2 separate regions of the Homo sapiens genome follow, and region 2 is linked to region 1. The links are chromatin loops, found by intact Hi-C in ENCODE. Cell type or tissue: B cell. All regions are shown on one strand. Links, peaks and the distances in the headings refer to the core of each region. The heading gives the core; the rest is flanking DNA. Region 1 overlaps LOC124900317 (a long non-coding RNA gene). Region 2 has its middle 110 kb from the start of CCND2.

Region 1 (2,918 bases), core at 209-2,708:
CCAAAATGCTGGGATTACAGGCATAAGTCACCGTGCTCGTCCAGTTTTCATTTTTCAAGCCAAATCAATGAGTTAATATATGTCCCCAAGACAAACATTCTGCATTCTAATTCTAAGATAGTAGACATACTAGATTAGATAGATAGATAGATGATAGATAGATAGACAGACAGACAGATAGATAGATAGATATTGATAGAGCATGAAGCTGTACCATGAATTTATCACCGGGATGAAATAATGTGCCACCACCCTCAATACTTCCTACCTTCACTAACCTTATTTTATTTTCATGAGATTTGCATGATGGCAATATGTTCTTTGATAATCCTTGGGGGAAGGATGAGGGGACTCATTAGACAAATATTGGTATCATATTTTTGCCTTACCACACAACCTATCTTGCCCTGTGTCTAATTCCATGCTTTGCCCGTCACAGACGTATGTATAAGACAGAGAGAGACACAAAACCTTAGAGATTTATGTTGCCTTCATTAATATTTTCAGTTGTCCTTTTTTGGATGCCATGGAAGTTTGTACACTTGGCCTAATGCACCATAGTAAGTAAGATTTGGGATGAGAGAGAGTTAACAGAATTTTTTCCTTTTGTAAAGTGGGAAAAGCGCTATTGAGAAAGGGCAGGCAGGACCAGAGAACCAGCCCGACCCCCCAGCTGCAGGTGCACTGTCTGCTAGATCAGTTCAGGGAAGGGCAGATACGGCATTCAGCATCTGGAAATGGAGTGCCTTGAAACAATTCATGCCCAAATACCCCCTGGGAAGTCTTCCTGTCTCTTCAGGGACACTCACACTCCAGGTTGTAAACGGTGGTTCTAATACCCCCTCCTTGCAAACCACACCTATAAATAGGTGTGTAGAGACATAGAACATGTTATGAGCTTCACCAAGACCTTCCGAGCCACCATTTCCCCACTGCTCGAACCCTGACCACGGAACATCTCACAATGTGCAGGCAGCACATACCGTGATCAGTGCCACAACTTAGACTTAGTGCAATGGTGAAATACTGAGAAAGAAAAACCAAAGTGCCTCCAGGAAGTAAACAGCCCATGACAAGAGGCCAGACAGACCACACATGAAACAGACGCACCACACATGAAATGTGCATAAGAATACAGTGGAGATATTTACGCTTCTTGTTAAAAAAGATGGGGCAGACAGCTAGAGGGGTGAAGGAACTGGAAATACGGGATCTCAGAGACTAGGGAGACTTCCTGGAGTTGCATTTGTTTTAGAGACTCCGAGAAGGGCACACATGAGATTTGATGGAGTAAGGAAGGCCAGTGTGCTGATACCGTTTTAAAACTTCCACAGCTGTCTTCTGGTAAATGAAAATGTCCTGAAGTCCTTTCCTCTCCAGAGCTAAGATGTGTTTTTGAGCCTGACTTCTATATTCAGTGATAGGAGAAAGAGAGGAAGAAAGGGAGAAAAAAGGGGACAAACTGGAATTTCTCAACTTCTGGACTAGTGGTAGTCAATTGAGTTAATTTATACTAAAGTGTTAATGACACACAACAGTTATACCCTCCAAAGATCCCCTGTAGCATAAAGGCTCTGTGAAATACTGTATATGTTGAGGAATCAAAGTAACAAAGCAATAATGTAAAAGGGAAATTAGGCAAAAGGAATGGGGGAGAGGACTGGTTCTCAGCATTCAAGCAACCCAATCGGGAAACCCCCTGCAATGACAAAACTTATCTAGCGCACCAATGGGGCCAGTAGATATCATCTGCCAGTAGATGGCGGTCTTCATACTAATTGACTCTTCACTGGAACAGCCCTTCTTTCTACCAGATATTTGTAGGGTTGGTTGGCTTATTGCAGAGGTGGAAAAGGAAGCTACCTCCGCAGTGTAAATTGGAGAGCCCTGCGTGAGAGCTCCCCCTGCTCAAAATTTACTCCCTCACAGACTCGGTCACTTATGTCTAAAAGTCCTATTTATTCAACCCTTTATGGAGGAGGGCAGATTGCTGACAAGAAGTGAAACTGGGGTTAGTCATTAACACTTTAGCAGGAACTAATTTGGTATATTAATTCAGGAAAGAAAGGAACTTTCCAGGCACTGGACACTTAATAGCCTTCTTTAAAAGAAAAAAAAAAAAAAAAAGAAGGTGCCCAGACACAGTGGCTCACACCTGTAATCCCAACACTTTGGGAGGCCAAGGCAGGAGGATCGCTTGAGCCCAGGAGCTCCAGACCAGCCCGGGTAACATAGCAAGACCCTGTCTCTACAAAAAGAAAATAAATTAGCTGGGTGTGGTGGCATGTGCCTGTGGTCCCAAGCTACTCGGGAGGCTGAGGCAGGAGGATCACTTGAACCCAGGAGATTGAGGCTGCAGTGAGCTATAATTGTGCCACTGCACTCCAGCCTGGACAACAGAGCAAGACCTGGTCTCAACAACAACAGAAAAAGTAAATAGAAGAAGTAGGCAGAAAAGAAATGGTAGGTTGCAATAGATGGGTTTTGGCTTGGGCCAGACCTGAACACTGTTTCCTTCAACTCCCATCCCACAATGGAGGACCGGGTCCCCTCAGGTTTGCCGAACAGACCATAAAGCTTGTTAACCTTGGCTGGGCGCCGAGGCAGGATAATCCTAATTTCTTGGCACTCCCTACACGGATGCCCATGGATCTCTTTGGCCCAGTACTTTCTTCATCCCTAGGATGGCCTGAGCAGTAAGGGGACATCGCAAAAGAGGAGTTATTCAGAAAGAGGCCAAGATGGTGAGAAGACCTGAAACTGGTGCAGTAGCTATCTGTCCCATGGTAAACTAGAGAAGAGAAGACACATATTCATCAAGGCACTGGCCTCTGACACCAATGGTTGTCATGTGGAACCTGCAAACCCAAAGAGAGAATCAGAAGTTAGAGAGAAATTGATCACTATGCAATGTAAGA
Region 2 (2,918 bases), core at 182-2,681, 61 kb after region 1:
GTCTGTCATCTGTATTAGACTGTGAGCCACTCCAGGCTGCTAACGTTTTCTGATACCTCTTGAGCTCAGCGTCTAGCCTAGTGGCTGGCAGAAAGTAAATGTTCAAGAGTTTATCAACCTATTTGTTTGCTGTACAATGATGAGAAAAGTATTGATTTTGAATAGTAGGAAAGTGATAAATCTTACATTTGTACAGCTCTTAAAAGACTGCTAAGTTCCTCCATGCCATTTCATTCCCATGACTGTAAAACGTAAGCATAACATAGCATTCTCCCTCCTCTAGAGATGAGCAGACTAAGTCTGCAGAAGGCTGAGTGATTTCTCCAGGGCATGAATTAGTAGGAGAAGAGCACTGAAATGTTCAATAGTAACTGTAGAACTGACTTATTTCTTCTTTCAGTTCTATCACATTTTGCTTTGTGTATTTTGAAACTCTGTTAGCATAAGTTCGTTTAACACTGTAGAATTAGGATGGACTCATGCTACTTCTCATGGCTTTCCTTCCAGCTTTGTTTTGTGGTGGGTTTTCCAATCCCATAACATTTAGTTCATGCATTTCCTCTTAATAGCTTTCCCTGATTTCCTCAGCAGAGATAATCTCCCTGCAATCATATTCTGGTTATGCCTTGTATACACACCTTTATTATCTTCACAATTTTACTCCGATTATTTGTATTTGTGCATGTTTTCTCCACTGGATCATGTACTCTTCTCAAGATAAGACTGTGAATTATTTATGTATACCTGTCCTATTCCTAGTACAACACAGAGTACCTTTTAGGTACTTAAATCAACTCTTAATTGACTTTGTTCTCCATATCATAAGAAGCATAAGAATAGCACCCAGAAGAAATACATGACAGACCAATGCACTGGAAGCCACTTTCAACACGACCTAGGAAAGCATGTCATGTTGTGAGGGTTGCCTGCCTCAGCCTTCTGCTCAGGGACATGGGTGTGGTCCCCAAAATCAATGGCTCGTCCTGTGCTCTACTTACAGTCTCCCTTTACCACCTCAGAGCCTACCTCCCTTCTTTACCTGGCCAATACTAAGTCCCTAGTGTGGGAGAGGTTCTTCGCTTTTGTGTTATAGGACCATGTATATAAGACCCTAGGGCTTAAGGGAGGTCTCCCTGGGAAGTGATGATCAAAATGAGATCCAAGGAAAAGTAGGAGCTAGCCAGGCAAGGAGAAATGAATGAGTGTATTGCAGACAGCGAAAACAGAATCACCGTGACAGCAACGTTCACTGAATGTTCAGCCTCAGCGTCACAGAGGCCCTAGGGAGCCGGGGACTGTGAGCGCTAGAGAGCTAAAGTACTCAGCTCCAACCAACTGTGGCCATGCAAGAAGGGTGGGAGGAGGGGTGCTAATGCCTGTTCCAACTTTTCAAAAGAAACTGAAAACCTGGATTTTTATGAGAAATTCCCTGATTTTAAATGTTGGCTCAACTTTAAAAATATACTGCATGTGCCAAATAAAACACACCTGTGGGTTTTAATGGGCCAATGGGTAGCCAATTTGAGAACACTGGGTTAGAATGGATATAAAACATGAGGTAGGAAGCAGCTAGCAGTGAGCAAAGGTAGAGGCCAGAGAATGAGAAAAGTTCCAAGGTTTGTTAAGGAGATTCACTGGCAATGAAAAGACATTGGAGGATTTAAAAAAAAAGATCAGATTTATATTCAGGAGGACTATTCTGGTTGCAGTTTGGAGAATCAATGGGAAGGGATCAGCAGTGTAAGTAGGAAGACCAGTTTTAAAAAATGATTGTGATAACACAGGTGAGATATGTAGGGGCCTGGTCTCAGGTGGTAGCAGCGGGGGAGGGGTAGAAATGGCTTCACTCAAGAGAGACTCCAGATATAGAATCACAGGACTTGGTGTTTGGTTAAATGCAAAAATGTGAGGAATAACAGAACAATCAAGAATGATGTCCAGGTTTCTGGCTTAGATAATGGAGTGTGTTTTAGCATGATTTAACAAGATAGAAAAAAAAAGAAAAAGCAGCTTTGGGAAAAGTTGAGTTCCATTTTGACCATGTTGAAGTTAAGGGGCTGGAGACACATCCAGATGGAAATTTCTAGTGGGCAATTGGATTTCAATAAAAGAAATATGTGTTAAAAAATAGATTTTGGTCGGGCATGGTGACTCATGCCTGTAATCCCAGCACTTTGGGAGGCTGAGGCGGGCGGATCACTTGAGGTCAGGCGTTCAAGACCAGCCTGGCAAACATGGTTAAATCCCGTCTCTACTAAAAATAAAAAAAATTAGCCAGGCATGGTGGCACGTGCCTGTAATCCCAGCTATTCAGGAGGCTGAGGCATGAGAGCCACTTAAGCCCAGGAGGCAGAGGTTGCAGTGAGTCAAGATCACACTATTGCACTCTAGTCTGGGCAACAGAGTGAGATTGTGTCTCAAAAAAAAAAACCAAAAAACTAGATTTTGGAGTCATCAGCGGTTTATAATAAAGCCATGAAGGAGGTTGTGATACCAAGGAAGAGAGTGCAAGGTGAGGCTAGAAAACAGCCCAGCACAGAGCTTACTTTAGGAGTGAATAGAGGTGAAGAAGTTGCAAGCAGATCAAAGAAAAGTCAGAAAAGAAGGAGGAAAACCAGTAGAGTGTGGTCTCATGGAACCCCAGGAAAGCTTTTGTTTCTAGGAGCAAATGGACTGCTGTGTCAAATATTGCAGAGATACCAAGTAAGCTAAGGACTGAAATGTACTCATGAAGTCAGTGATACGGAGATCCTTGGTGATCCTCGTGGGCACCGTCTCACGGAAGTGGTTAGGATGAAATCTAGCTTGCTGAGGATTGAGGAGAAAATGAAACTTGAGAAGAAAGAGACGCATTTGGACAGCTCTTTGGAAGTTTGGCTGTGAAGGGAAGAGAAAGAAAAGACCAGAAGATGGTGCAA

What was found. Peaks named below come from ENCODE experiments on the same cell type or tissue, not always from the same donor. Only the 100,000 strongest peaks of a DNase experiment are listed, where the experiment ranks them.
Region 2: it touches region 1 in a loop (4-fold over the local background); 7 of 110 quality-filtered maps call a loop at or near these places.

What each region holds. Positions count from the first base shown.
Region 1 is chr12:4,105,808-4,108,725 of GRCh38, forward strand. LOC124900317 (a long non-coding RNA gene) reads right to left here. Exons shown (of 4, transcript XR_007063173.1): 4 at 1-2,858. Among named protein-coding and RNA genes, the nearest start is that of LINC03141, 95 kb to the left of the region's middle. RefSeq lists enhancers at 1,576-1,870, 1,958-2,017. In B cell, for the core only: CTCF peaks have their summits at 1,763 (motif pointing right) and 1,962; a DNase peak (open chromatin) is centred at 1,754.
Region 2 is chr12:4,166,948-4,169,865 of GRCh38, forward strand. No RefSeq gene overlaps it. Among named protein-coding and RNA genes, the nearest start is that of CCND2, 110 kb to the right of the region's middle. In B cell, for the core only: no CTCF peak of the experiment used is centred there; a DNase peak (open chromatin) is centred at 1,284; H3K27ac peaks cover 43 bases.